Linked DNA regions of Homo sapiens: region 2 is linked to region 1. A link is a contact called in ENCODE Hi-C or POLR2A ChIA-PET data. All regions are on one chromosome and are shown on one strand. The core of a region is the stretch at or near the end of the contact, and the rest is flanking DNA. Distances in the headings are between cores, read along the strand shown.

What was found. A loop is a pair of places that touch in the nucleus more often than their neighbours do. ChIA-PET counts read pairs that join two places held with the same protein, here RNA polymerase II (POLR2A). Pooled maps may share reads with other maps.
Region 2: a loop to region 1 is called in a map with no recorded cell type, with 14 times the contacts of the local background. The contact joins the promoter of LINC01887 here to the enhancer-like site in region 1. A Hi-C loop is called at or near these places in 6 of 37 single-sample maps with no recorded cell type and 8 of 50 pooled maps. POLR2A ChIA-PET finds 5 or more read pairs at or near these places in 1 of 52 experiments (PC-3).

The regions. Positions count from the first base shown.
Region 1 is chr18:10,557,124-10,564,638 of GRCh38, forward strand. No RefSeq gene overlaps it. Among named protein-coding and RNA genes, the nearest start is that of NAPG, 35 kb to the left of the region's middle. RefSeq lists enhancers at 2,879-2,938, 3,291-3,793 and a silencer at 3,369-3,663. Within about 2 kb of position 3,285, at least 2 of the 41 ENCODE cell types and tissues checked have a DNase peak (open chromatin) inside an H3K27ac peak, as active enhancers do.
Region 2 is chr18:10,621,848-10,629,362 of GRCh38, forward strand. It overlaps LINC01887 (long intergenic non-protein coding RNA 1887), which reads right to left and starts at 4,573. Exons shown (of 3, transcript NR_146509.1): 1 at 4,382-4,573. It also overlaps the pseudogene MIX23P1.

The DNA of each region.
Region 1 (7,515 bases), core at 2,035-4,534:
TTGAAATTGGCAGGCCTTTAGTAATGTGGTTCCCACTCATTTCTACTCACCAATACTTACCCAACACTTTTAAAAACAAATAGACGCCATGCTACTCAGTTCATGAAGAATTTTATTTAACTTACGGGATTCTTTGTTTTCCCCAGCCCTCCATGCCTACTTTAGAGACTGAACATACCCTACTAGATAGTAGGCCAAGGCACATTCAGGATTTCAACATGTGCTTTGAGAAATACGTAAGCACATGGAAATGCTTTCAGCTACCTGCCTCTCAGGGCCCAGCATGGATCTCTTCCATGATTCTTGGGTGCCACCTTTTCCAAATCTCAGAGCCAAACCAAAAGCTTTTATTGCCTGAAGCTAAGATGAGATTTGGCAGTGATTTCACAGGAATGATACGTGAGGTGGGCAGTGATTGGGAAAGAAGAAATTAGAAACAAAATTGGTCTGAACGGCCCTGTTCAAATATTTGAACCTATACACAGAAATCTTGCTTCTCCTCTTTACTGAAAGTACTTCCGTAGCCCTTTCTAGAGGTTGGGCTTTACAGTTCAAGAAGTGGAACAATCTACACCTTACATGATTTGCACCGAAGACCTTGACGGGGACAGTCAGCACTTCAGTGGCTTATCACATAGACTGCTTGTTGGATCCTATCTTTGAAAGGGTTGTGTTAAAAATTGAACTCATGTTTCATTTTTTAAGTGTGATTTAGGTTCAGTCCTAAATAAAACAATGATATGTGCTTAGTTCTGCAATAACAAAGTCAAGTGTCCTTAGCTGAAGGACCACAAAACCACCATTGCACCTATGATTCAGGCCCATAAGTGAAGGACGGTCTTGCGCCCTAGCATTGTGACCCTGTCAGTCTTTGGGATGCTTTTGGTCATAGATAATTGAGAACAAACCTATTTGGAACATCTCATTCTCTTGTTCATGTCTCTGGAGGCTTCATTCTCCAGAATGGGAAGCAAATCCCCTAGCCAGCCCGAATGCCTCTCTTCCAGGATCTATACAGGAGAAAGACCAGAATTTTCCAAGCACCTGGCCTTTTTTTCTGAGTGCTTGTATGTTTCTATCATTGACCTAAATGATAGGATGAAATTAGAAGTGACACCAACAAAGTTTTGGTTTATGATGAAAGAGCACTTGTTAGTACTGAAGGACTGAGTGCGCCCCCACCACCATTCCTATTTTCAGAGCTGAGCATCATCTTAAATAATGTAATGCTATGATCCTAACTGATTGATTCTCTTGACAAAAAGAGTGAGTTAATGTATCCCTATTATCAGAGAAGAGAGTGGACAGTACAAGAAGAGGAAGTGAGTGGGGCAAAGGTGTTAGCATAGTCCCACTGAGACACATGAGGCTCCTCACACCTCAGTCCTTGTTCTTGCGGTGAGCATGGGCTGAGAGTCTCCATATGGACAGAGTGGCAAGCTGTGACCTCTGGCCCACAGGGACTCACTGGCCACCAGACCCTGGCTCTGTCCCCATCCTCTCAGCTCCTTACCTCCTCCATGTGCCTTGTAGACAGCTACAGGAGAGACAGAAAATTCACAGGCACAGATTGCTCTGATGGTCACCAGAAATTCCAGTGAGAATAGGGACAGGATGACAGAAGTTACTTGACAAGTGGAAATCAGCGTGGCCCAGGCATCTGGAGGGAGTTCCCTGACATCTCTGAGCTGCACAGCCACCTGGTCCAGGACATGCACGTACATGTTCCCCAAGTGAGCTAGAATGGTAGGGGTGCCAAAAGTTTCCAGAAGCTGCTGGTAATCCATCCTGGTCCGGGTGACTCCAGCCGGCAGTGACCCTGGAGTTAGGGGGTGCTCTACAGCCAGGCTGGCTACATGATTTGCAGGGCCCAGTGCAAAATGAACATGCAGGAAATGCAGAGACCTCCCTCTGCAGTCACTCTGTTGACCTGCCATGGTGTTTTTCGTTTGCTATTCCATGTCTTGCTTCAGGAACAGACCTGCGTGGGTGTGTGGACCCATGCCTTGTGACGTGGCACAAGGTGTGCATCCAGCCCAACCCTCCCTGTGCCCATCTCTGATGGGGAGTGCAGCTGCACTTTCTGGGCAGGGTCGGGGAGTGGGCTGCCAATGGCCCATTATTGGATGGACCCTGCAGGAGGATGCAGCCTCCACTGTCCCATCAGACTTAGCTTACAAAACATAAATTCTAAGATAGTTGTTGAGAACTTCAAGACATCCCCACGTGCAGGGCCTTCAGAGTGTGGGCCTTGTACATTTGCACTGGCCACCTGCCTGTGGAGCTACCGGGACTCCAGCACAAGGTGTCTGAGCCAGACTTCAGCATGTGGAAGCCAGGTGTCAGGGGCTTCAGGTGAGGCATGAATGGCCCCCTCTGGCATGCAGCTTTCATGTCTAGATGTGCACCTGGGAGCCCCTTGCACCCCTGACCCTGGCTTTTATTCCATCCTGGAGGAGTTTGCCATGGGCTGTGAGGATCTTAGATCCAAGGTCCACCCTGGGAGGGTGGCAAGGGTTCTCACAGGCCACGCAGTCATTTGCTGAGGCCTTTGAGGTTCTTTACTGAGGAATCAACAGAGGCAGATAACATTTCCTATGCTGACACGGGTCCCTTGTCACAGTTGAGCGTGCTTGAATTATTAAGCTCAGAGATTCCCCCTGGGAGTGAGGGGAGGACACCATTGTGGGGAGCAGGGGGAGGCTTAAGGAAGCCCAGGATGTTCTCAGGCTGCAGTAGCAAACCCTGAGACCCCATAAGAGTGCATAGGAAAGGCTGCTGAAGTTAGAGCCCAAGTTCATCCAGACATCTCTGACTCGCCTCTGAGCAGCTGTGACCTGGCGTGCCTGTGTCCACAGGCTTCCTTGTTCAGCCCTTGCTCTCTAAAGTACAGGGCATGTTTGGCTTGGTGACGACGCCACAGGCTGTCCATGTTGCCCTCTTGAAATGCCCCCTCACCCTGCCCCTCCCCAGCCTAGGCTGTGTGTCCAGCAGCAGCCATGAGCCCCCTGCTTACAGACGGAATGAAGGAAACAGGGCAGAGAGGGCACATTGCAAGTCTGTGGAGAAGCAGCCACAAGGGGTGCGACATGAGTAGATCACAGAACAGAAGGGAAACAGAGAGTGAGGGAAGGTGAGATGGAGGGAAGCCAGCAGCCCACGTGAGAAACGGGCAGGGAGGGAGGGAAGATGGTGGAACCCAGTTAGGTCTGTCCCGAAGCCTTGAGGGGGCTTTCCTGGGAGGGAGCTTAGCCGGGGCGTCCCCTGGGAGGTGCTTGTGCCTGGTGAGCTCTCGGGGCGGTGAGGCCCTCTCGTTGTCAGGGTCTTCTCCAGAGCGCTTCCCTGGCATCGGAGCTTATAACCACCTCATGCTGCCTTCCACTAGCAAACGTTTTTGGAATGGAACGAACACGTTTATTTGCAATTTATTCCCCGCCTTCCCTCTGTTTTTGGCATAAGAAACAATTCAGGTTTATCAAGGAGAGTCCAGGGTCAGAATTTTTCTAACCACCAGGTGGCGCAGAGCAAGCTTACAGATTCCAGAGCAGGGAGAAAGCTGGTCCTGACTAAAGCACCAGGGCCCACTGCGACCAAGACTTTACGCGGACCAATCCCAAGCCTACTACCCTACCGACAGAGAGTGAGGATAAATTATAGAATTGGTGCATAGGATTTGCGCTTACCGATCAGATGAAAACTTGCAGCCAGGGTGTGTTCTTTGAAGTACACATGCATGTACACAGACACTCGGCGTGCAAATGCTTATTCTATTCACCCCTTGTCCCTTTCCTGGCCCTGAGCCGTGACAAAATGACATGGTGGATAACAGCTGTTCTGAGTGTGGCTGAGGCTCTGTCCTGGGCACTGCTTCTCTAGGGCGGTTCTCTGTGTGGTCTGTTCTTTCACTGCCCATCATTGAGCATCCCTGGCCCTACTCAGGAAATACTCATGGCATCCCTCAAGAACCATGATAAGCCAAAAATGTCCTCACACGTGTGCAGGGGCTGCACCCTGGGTTGGGGTATTGTCCCCTCCTGGGAACCACAGACAGATTTGAAAATGCAAGATCCCTCTTTTTCACCCCTCTGCCGTAAACACTTAGGAAATGTCTGCACACACCATCATAGATCTGCGCTGTCCTATGGGATAGCCAGCTGTTAGGATTTCAGTTAATTAAAATGAAAAATAAAATACAGTTCCCTTCTTTGGTCACACTAGCCATATTTCAAATGCTCCATAGCGCCATGTGGCTACTGGCTACCATTTTGGACAGTGCACACATACACAGAAGGCATCTCTATCACTGCAGAAAGTTCTATTGGATAGCCCTGGTCTGGAATATTCTTTTGAGGCACATCTAAGCACTGTTTTAGCCCCAAGCCACAGAACCCTGCATTAGAGGACCCAGTGCAGGAGTGTCTGACAAACCAACCCTGGCAATTTAGCAGCCACAGCACTCAGAGGACCCCTTCCCCCCACAGGTCATGTAGGATGGAGGTCTGCTCTGAAGCTCTGGAAGCAGCTCTTACCGGTCACCCCTCATTTGTCTGCCTCTCTCTGAGTCCTGGAATCCTACACAGGCTACATCAGGGTGTGTATTGTCTGGGCCCCCAAGCAACCTGTCATCTTTTTTGTCTGACTGACTGGATTTATTCTCTCCTCCTTGAAAGTTCACAATGTCACCGAAAGACAAAGTCCTTGGCTCTTTTTTCCCTTTCCAACTAGATTATTGGAGTAGAGGAAGGTTTTCCTAGTTTAGCTTCCCAGAGACATTCAAAAGTTTCTGATAGGAATACCCGCTACTGGCCGGGCGCGGTGGCTCACACCTGTAATCCCAGCACTTTGGGAGGCCGAGGCGGGCAGATCAAGAGGTCAGAAGATCGAGACCATCCTGGCTAACACAGTGAAACCCCGTCTCTACTAAAAATACGAAAAAATTAGCCAGGCATAGTGGCGGGCACCTGTAGTCCCAGCTACTCAGGAGGCTGAGGCAGGAGAATGGTGTGAACCCGGGAGGCGGAACTTGCAGTGAGCTGAGGTCACGCCACTGCATTCCAGCCTGGGTGACAGAGCCAGACTCCGTCTTAAAAAAAAAAAGAAAAAGAAAAATACCCCCTGCCCTACCCTACCCTCCTCTGAGTTACACAGAGATCGTTAGGCAGTAAGTGCTTGGAAGCAGGGAGGCATGAAGGTTCCTCAGTAAAACACTGTGGGAGTTGCCTTCAGGATATCCACCACCCTGCCCAGACAGGCTTTGCTGCTCCCAGTAACAATGATATGTAAGCGATTAGTGCACAGAGAAAGAGCGAGAGGGGGAGATGGATTTGCACTAGAAGCTCCACAGGTGAAGGTATGAGCCTTCTGAAGAATCGAGGGCCCACCCAGTACTTTTTTCATCTCAACTGTTTGTTTCTTAACTCTTTCCAGCATGCGGCATTTCTCAGAGTGAGTCACAGATGGTTATTCTGAAGAGATGCTCCTTGAAAAAAATTCCAAAAAAAAAAAAAAAACCCAGCTGAAAATGTTTAAGAAACTCTATGTAATATTTTCTGGAACTACATGCCACAGCCTATTAAAGGTTTTGAGAAGTGCTATAGACAAGAAAGCCCTTGAATATTGTTTGACTCAGCACGTCTGTAACACACTGGACTGTAGTGACCTCTCAGAAAACATCCACTCACACTCTGTGGACGAAATCCCAGGAATACACAACCATGATATACTACCCGCAGGTTGTCCACCCCACACCTCAAAGGCAGTGATGTGAAGGTTTTCTGAGTTCAAGCTTCTGCTGCACAGCAGCACTGAGCTCTTGCCTGCCCGAGAGAAGGAATTTTTACCATGGTGAGAAATAGCCATTTCATAACCCTCATAGCGCTAGTGAGAAAAGATATCTTATTATCATTGGCAACCACAACTGCACTGGCAGCCACACAGCACTTTACAGTTTACAGAGGGCATCGTTAGTTTTCAATGCCTAACAACCCTGGGCAATAGGAAGACCATTATCAGGGTAGGATCATTTCCACAAATTTAAGAAATTTACCCTAAATCATTGAGTTGGTGGAGTAGAAATTCACAATGAAATCTTTTGCTTCTAAGTCCCTGGTGTTTTTCTCTATCAAGTGTGATCCAGGGTGGCGTTTGCTGCCAGGGGCTTCTTCCAGCCACATGCTGTAGTTCTGCTCCCTAGACCTAGGGTAAAAGTCTACTTCTGTTGCTGTTGTTAAGGCCCAGGACTTGGAATTAATAGACAAGGATTCCAATTCCAGGTGTGATATCAGAAAACCCATAAACCCCTCTACACTAGCTTCCTCTTTGGTGATCATTCCTCTTCGGTGATCGTTCCTGCTTAGCATGGTTGTCAGGATGTGCTAAGACGGAAGAGAATAGAACACGATTTACGCTTCAAGGAGCTTAAGGACCCCAAATGAGCTGATCCACCCTTGACAGGCAGCGTAGTCCAGTGGTTACCGGAGAGGACTCTGGAGGCGCCCTGCAGGGGTCAATGCCAGTGCCCCGGGCCACATGACCTTGGGCAAGTGACTTTCCCTCTCTGGGCCTCTGTTTCTCCACCTTTACATGGGGTTCTTTGGAGTCCTCACAGCTGAGTTGTTGGAGAATTGAATGAGGAAACATATGCAAGCCACTTAGAATGATGCCTGGCACACGTTTGGGAAGTCACTTTAGAAGGGCCTTTCTGGGAAGGATGTAGAAGGTGAACCCAACAACCCTGACGTGGTCAAGTCCATTTGCCAGGCTGAGGCTGGGTGGTGGCTTGGCAGCTTCTGGACGGCAGGGAACCGGTTTATGGACAGGCTGGCACTGCTCTTTCAGTTTTATGTTTCAAATTCCGAATTTCCAAAGGAAAACATCTGGTCTCTCAAAGGAACCAATGAAGGTGAAACGGCTGGCATTTATCCCAGGTGACGGTGGCAAGAGTACAAATCTGAAGTCTGACTGCATTGCCTCTGACTCAGCAGACCTGTCCTCAGCCCAGAAAATGCCATGTCCTCGCTGGGCTCAGCTCAGCATCCCTGAGGGTGAAATCCACCCCTTTTCTATGCTTGGTCCAAGCGTCTATGTGTGGTGTGCCCTGCCCTGGGCCCTGGCTCTTGGCCTCAGGCCGTGATTGCATTTCCACCGCCAGGAAGGAAGACCTGTGCTCTCGTGTGAGGACCAGCTGGCATGTACTTAGCGTAGACACAGGATCTATCAGGGCAGGGCTCGCAGAGCAGAGCAGAACAGGGGGCGTCTGCTCACCCTCCCAAAGGTATCGGTCCCATCCTGGCTCACCTCATCCCTTTTTTGGGGGCCCCTTCTCCTCTTCCAGACTTTTTAAATAGGGGTTGGGGCTCCCCCTTTCTCTCTTTTCTCTCTTTGTGGACACAGTACTTCCTGTGGGTAATTTTTCTGATGATTCTTGAATTTCAGCCTCTGCACCAGATCCGCCTCCTGAGTCACGCCAGGCCAGGGTACAGGGTCCCTGGGTTCTCACAGGCTCCATCTTACCTG
Region 2 (7,515 bases), core at 3,323-5,822, 66 kb after region 1:
ACACAAACACCTGTGTTCTTCTGCACTGTGCCATGGGAGACAAAAACATTTCATAAGAAATAGAGACTAGAATATGTATGTGCTATGTATTTACACACATAGATGACAATCAGGAATTAAGGCTAACCACATCTGGGCTTTGAGTCATATAAATAGGTTGGGAAAGATGCATTTTACTACCCTATTGAAAGAGACCATTTATTTCTCACTCCAGCAGGAAAAATGTTTTTCAGTATTCACTTATCTGCTCATTGGCTTTTTACTATAGACCAGGAGATGGATAGCCCGAAAATAGCCCCAATTGGAGGCCCAAGGTCATGAGCAATTGACTCAATGTAATGGAAGAGTGGAGCACTCGGAGATACCTGTACTAATGGGACCCACATGATGTGGGTGAGAACTATTAGGATGAGAAATAACCTGGGAATGTAATTAAATATTCAAATATTAAACAGAACACAATTGAAATCTCCATTGTGCTTTAGTTTTTGAAGTGATTCTTGCAGTCATCATTGCCTTTCCCAAACAAAGCAAGCTACTTGATATCACATGAACCTGTGCCATGAGGAATGATGATCAGTTTGTAAAATGCCAAAAAAGCTATTGTTTGCCTACATTAGTCACAATATTTTATCTACGTATTTCAATTTTTATCTAGGTATTTCAATTCAACACATGTAAATACAGTTCAAATGTCAGAAATTATCTAGTACATATTTGTAATATATCAATGAGCAATAACCACCACACTACTACTCTTAAGAATCATTTGATGAAAAAAGCAGACTCCCATTCTTGGATTTTTCTCAGTTTACACACATTACTTACTATGACAGCCCCATGTCCACCAGACATGTGCCCAGGAGAAGAACAGAACTGTAAGCTTTTCTTATTAACTTAATTTCTAAATGTATTACATATTTATGGTTAGAAATTATTCTAAATATCTGAAAGGGTTTGAAAGGAAGTTTCCCTTCCACTCTGAACTCCCAAACACCAAGTTAGCATTTTTGTTTGCATATCATCCCTGCACTGTATCTGCAAATACAGACAAGCACCAGGAACGCATGCTTCTGCATGATTATATTTAAACAAAGTCTTCTGTAGCTCTGCATATATCACTGGTCAATGCATCTTAGCTACCATTCTGCATTTCAAATGTAAATCCATTTCATTATTTAAGAGCTATAAAGTAATCTTGCTATTGAAACCATGCTGCAGTGAACAGCTTTTTCTGCATCGCTCCTGGCACTCATGCATGATTGTATCTGGTGAAGCATTCCTGGAAGTAGGATGGCTAGAAAGTTACACTATCTTTAACCTTGGCAGAACCAAACTGCCTCCTGAAGAGGTCATGTGAGTCAACAACCCCCTGGCCATAATTTTGGCTTTGTGTTTCACTCTAAGTTTAATCCATGTGACATGAGTCCTAAAGGCACTGACAAATGAGTATTGCAGGATAAGGGGCACAGCTGAAATCATAATTTTACTACTTCACAAATTTCAATAGTTTAGTTTCCTCCGTTTGTAAATGTTAAAAGGAAGCATTACAGAAAGATTACAATTCAAAATGATTGATATATTAATTTTTTTTTAAGAGACAGAATCTTGCTCTGTCACCCAGACTGGAGTGCAGTGGCATGATCTCGGCTCACTGCAACCTCCTCCTCCTGGGTTCAAGCAATTCTCATCCCTCAGCCCCCTGGTAGCTGGAACCACAGGCATGTGCCCCCACATCCAGCTAATTTTTATATTTTTCTTTTTTTTTTCAGAAAATTATTTTAATAGTTACAAAACTTTTTTTTTCAGAATCAGTATAAAATAGCAGTTGATTTCTCCATAATTATCAGAATTATTTATACTTGAGGTCTTGGCTAAGTGGGGCTGAAATCAACAAAACGTCTTGGACTGTTGGCTCAGAAATGGTCCTAGAAAACCCGCCCTGTTGATATCTGTCATGCTTAGCTCTCATGAGATGAGCCAGTCCTAAAAATAAAAAAATAAATTAAAAAAAACAAAACTTTTTATTCATTCTTTTGCGGCTTGAAGTGAATTTGGCAGCGTTCATTAAACACCTTCCAGCTCCTGTCATTTGCCACTTCTTCAACATTCAGTTCTGACTGCATCCATTTCAACTTTGTCTGCTCTTTTCTAAGTTGCTTTAATAACGTTAAATCATCCAAATTCTTTTCTCTCTCTTCTCAGAGGTTTTTTACTACTGCTGAAGTCTGGGCTATACAATTTTTTTGGACTCTGTCTCTACTGGCATGAGCTGCCATCAAAGACTCATAAAGTTGTTTACAGGTTTGGCTGGCATCAATTTTCCCTGCAAAGGAAGGCGTTGGAACTGTAGTGTTTAATTCATGTACTATTCTGTCATCGATAGGCCTCATCACCTTGAGTAATTCCTGGAACTCGGCGAACTCCTCACAGTTCACACCGCCACTGGGTGCCGCCATATTGGACCTAGTTTTTATATTTTTCATACAGATGGGGTTTTGCCATGTTGACCAGGTTGGTCTCAAACTCCTGGCCTCAAGTGATCTGCCTGCGTCAGCCTCCCAAAGGGCTGGGATTACAGGCATGAGCCACTGTGCCCGGTCATATTAATGTTTGTAAATGGAAAATGTGTGCATTGCTCAGGAAAAAGTAAGCTACCACCACTTATCTGTTCGAGATGCCTGATGGTGTGCTGAATTTGATTACGAAAATTAACATAATTAGAATAAGATGAAGTTTCTTTTCTTTGTTACATTTTAAAAATAAAAGGCTATTCAAATGAAAGACTAACCAGAGTAATTCAACTCTTAATGAGAGATAAAACTAAAACTTGACAAGGATTTGGAGAAATGGCTACTCTCGTAGGCTGTTAAAGGAGCATAATTTAATGTAACCATTTAGGAAAAAGTTTGGTGTTATTAATGAAAATAAAAGATATGCACCCTTCTCACAATCTTCTCAACAGAAATGGGTGCCTGTATTATTCAAAAACATTGACAAAAATGCTCAAAGCAGCATTATTTGTGATAGCCAAAATTATAAAAAAAATCCTCATATCCATCAATAGTAGTGGATAAATTACAACATGTGACCGCAGTGGAATACTATACGGTGAGGAAACGAAAGGGCTATGGTTATGCTTAACTACCTGACTGAATCTCTAAAACAACGTGAGCAAAGAAGCCAGACACCAAGCAATACATATTGACTTCTTCTATGCATAATTATGCAAACCTGGAGAAGTCTAAACAGGGCATTAGAAGTCACAGCAGTCACCTTCAGAAGGGACCCAAAGGTGGCTAGTGGGTCTGGAATACTGACCTGACTAGGGGTGCATGGGTGCTCATTTTGTGAGGAATCACTGAGCTGTACATTCGTGTTTTCCCTGCTTTCTATACGTGTGTTAAAATTTAATTTTGAGATGTTTTGCAAATTCCTGTGACAACATAGGTCTATTTGAAAATTGTGACCGGAAAATGAGAAAATGTCAAACATCCTTTTTGGCTGCTGCCTTTCACCCCACTGCCTTCAGGGACCCTTGGCCTGACTTGACAAAGTACCCTCTTGAAATTAGTCCCTTCTGAGTCTGTCCTTGTCCATCATGTCCAAACTCACTGAATGCCATTGGTAAACACTGTAGTAATGTGTTAATGGCTGGATACTGCTTTCATAGAATATGCATGAACTGTGTAGAGGCAATGCATTATCCCACAGAGAAGGTGCAAATTCCATTCTCTATGAAGACACTGATGGATGGTCCTGAGGACCCCATTTAGGGCAGAGAGCATAAGTAGAGGAAGAAATAAGAGATGGTAAGGGGCCGGGTGCAGTGGCTCACACCTGTAATCCCAGCACTTTGGGTGGCTGAGGTGGGCGGATCTCAAGGTCAGAAGATCAAGACCATCCTGGCCAACATGTTGAAACCCCATTTCTACTAAAATATAAAAAATTAGCCGGGCATGTTGGCATGTGCCTGTAGTCCCAGCTACTTGGGAGGCTGAGGCAGGGGAATCGCTTGAACCTGGGAGGTGGAGGTTGCAGTGAGCTGAGACGAGATCACACCACTGCACTCCAGCCTGGGTGACAGAGCGAGACTCCGTCAAAAACAAAAGACAAAAAACAAACAAACAAATAAACAAAAAACAAAAAAACAGGGACATCTGTAATGATGAAGAAACTACTATTTTTTCATTGGGGTTAAAGGTATAACCCCAATTTTTGTATCTGGGAAGAGAAAAAGTTGAATTAAATGTTCTCTGCTATCCTTCCCCACTCTAAAACTCTGTAGATAATTCCAATGGAACCCCATTGAGGGGTTCCAATTTACTTTTGTCTGCACTTTTTGCAGAGAAATCTCAGGGAGAAAGCAGGGCTGTCTTACCTTCCACCTCTAAGGAGTTCTCTTGTGCTCTTTTACTCCAGTGTTGGCTCCAGGACCTTGGGTAGAGGGTGCTGGTGATATGAGGTGGTCCAGGAGCTCATGAGGAAAAGCAAATGATAGGCAGCATCAGAACTCAGAGTTCTGGGTCCAGTGGAGCCCTCGGGCTGCCTCAAGGGAAGCCACTTAGTTTTCTATTTCCCTATGTAAAATAAGACTCCTCCAAAAATAAAACTGTCACCTGTAGCACTAAGTTACGTGCTATCACACGAGATCATGTGGAACTTCCTGCGTATTTCTTGTTGATCCAAGAAGTCTAGATTTTAAGGTCTAAATATCAACTTAGAGGACAACTACTGAAGCCTAATTTTGGAGGAGAGGAAAGAGTGCAGGGCCACCTTTCTTTAGGGAGAAACTCTGGGCTTCCTGAGAAGTTAGAGAACTGGGGAAAATGAAACCACAGCCCAGAGCCTGCGATAGGGGTGGGGAGTGGAGGCTGGAGCTGTGCTCAAGGTCAGGCTTCTCCTCTCCCCTCCCAGGGCACTGGAGCTCCAGCAGTGAACCCAGAGTGAATATTCGCTCTGTCATCCACCCTGGGCAATCCCTTTAAACCAGGAGTCAACAGCGAGGACAGAAACATGAATGTGCTTTTAAAAGTCCTAAAAGTTCAGAGGATGATCATCAAGGTTTCCTACAGCCCTGGGCAAACCCTAGGAGTACTTTGTCTCCAGGTTCAAGCATGTGCCTGTGAGAGGCGTGGCCCTCACCTTCCCTCCACCACAGGTTGAGGGAACCCTAAACCTCTTTTGCACAATATCAAGGAGTGCTGACTAATCCAACGCAGAAGCTGTGATGTTTGGCAGATGCAGAGGCAGAAAAGGTGTTTTGGGAAAGATCATCTTTAAACAACACGGCACCCTCATAGCCCATAGAGACAGTTCTCACCACTACGCCAATAAACTTGGAAAAGACCAAACCAAACTTTACACATATTTCCTTTTTCTTTTTGATTCTATGCCCCCTCCCTCAGCCTCCCAAGCAGCAGGAATACCCTGAAGGGCCCTGGGAACCCTTGCCCACTGAGTCCCACCTGGAAAGCAGTTCCCTAGCTGGAGAGTCCTCCTCATCAGTTATGCTCTCCAGCACCCACACTGGAGAAACACAAACAACAGGAGAAGTCATTTGAGAGAGGCTACCCACTCCTAGTCCCGCTGAAGCCCCACTGCCTCACACAGGATTCCCTGGTCTTTCCTCTGGGTTCACAGATATTCCTGCAGCCTCTCTGGCCATAGCTTTCTACTGGAAAGTCATTTGCTCTCACCAGGCCCGTAATGCTCCTTCCCAAAGGAACCCAGAATCAGGTTTCCGTACACTAGATCCAGCAAGTTTGTTCCTCAGGAAGTGAGCCATTTCAAGGTAAATACTCCCCTCTGAGGTTGATGGCATCTGCAATTATAGAACACATTAGGAGGATTAGATGATGCCACGCATGTCACACATATCTGTTATTCTCTTGGCAACTTTAGAAAATTGTAAGTATAGTGGTAGAGTCAAAGGTCAAAGTCCCCCAAAACTAGCACAAAGTACACCTACAGAAAAGACAAGAACTTTTCCAATAGAATTTACCTTTAAGGTTTATTTAGATGGGCAGTTTCACAACTCTTTTTTATTTTTATTTTTATTTTTTGAAGGAGTCTCGCTGTCCAGGCTGGAGTGCAGTGGCTTGATCTCGGCTCACTGAAACCTCCGCCTCCCGGATTCAAGCGATTCTCCTTCTTCAGCCTCCCAAGTATCTGGATTACAGGCACATGCCACCAAGCCCAGCTAACTTTTGTATTTTTAGTAGAGACGGGGCTTCATCATGTTTGTCAGGCTAGTTTTGAACTCCTGACCTCAGGTGATCCGCCTGTCTTGGCCTCCCAAAATGCTGGGAATACAGGTGTGAGCCACCGGACCCAGCCACTTTCACAACTCTTAATCCATGGGGAAAACTGCTGCTGAGGGAAAGTCCTCTGCATTGCAGTGGATAGGGAATGCTGCCATCTACAAGGCCCCAGTATGCCAGGTGTGGGTTGGTGAGAGGCTGCCAACCAGTACCACCCAGCAAGGGAACTGTGGACATCATAGATAATGCACCCTGTCAGATTCCCATGTGTATATTTGACTGGAAAGGAAAGCAGCCAGGAAAGTAACATTTCGGTTTAAGACCAAGAAAAGTGTCTTACATTGCCAGCATCTTCTTTTTTGCAGATGTCTCCTACAGCACCCTCAGGAGGAGCTAGGAGAACACAGAGTAAGGGTCAGTGCCCTGGTGGTGGCAACTGTGTCACCCAGAGAGCTTTGCTTGGTGTGGTACATGGAGGTAGCTGATCACAGCATGCGCCAACCTGATGCTGGGCCATGCTCCAGGTGGAAGGAGGAGGGCAACAGAGAGAGCAGGAGGGAACTGAGACAAGGAGGCCTAGGCCTTGTCCTTGTCCTAAGGCATCATGAAGCAGCACAAAGGAGTAAACCCAAAATGGACCTAAAATGCACACCAAGGTTCAACAGAAGGGTCCCTTCATCACTCACATGATTTGAAACTCTTCTATACAAACAAGACTTTCTTAACGTATTCAAGATTATCTCAGTGTACTAGAATCAAACTATGTTGGTACTGCATTTATTATCTATTTTACAGGATTTATCACTTGATTAAAAGCCAATTTTATTGGTGAAATAGATTCAATTTTAGGCAAATTATTCTATTTATTGCAAATTCTTTTTCATACAGATTACCGAAACATTAAAAATACTGAAATACTACAGATTAGAAATAGTCATACTTTCCCCTTTTTAAGTCTTCTTGAGCCATGGTGCACACACGGCACTCTTGGGCTGCTGTGATCAGGAGATCCAGGATCCTTTGTGCCACCCTCCCTGGAGACGTTACCTAGAGGTCTCGCTTCAGGCAAAGAGGTCAAGCTCAGAGCCTGCTGGATCTGCTCTGCTGAAGCTAAGGGACATGACTCAGACACGCTCTACAGTGGGAAGCGGTTTCCAGGTTCAGATATGCATCATCTACTGAAATGAGGAAGTAGAAAAAATAGAAATTGACAAGTTCATGAGAAACTGCCCGTAAGTGCAGGTGTAATTAT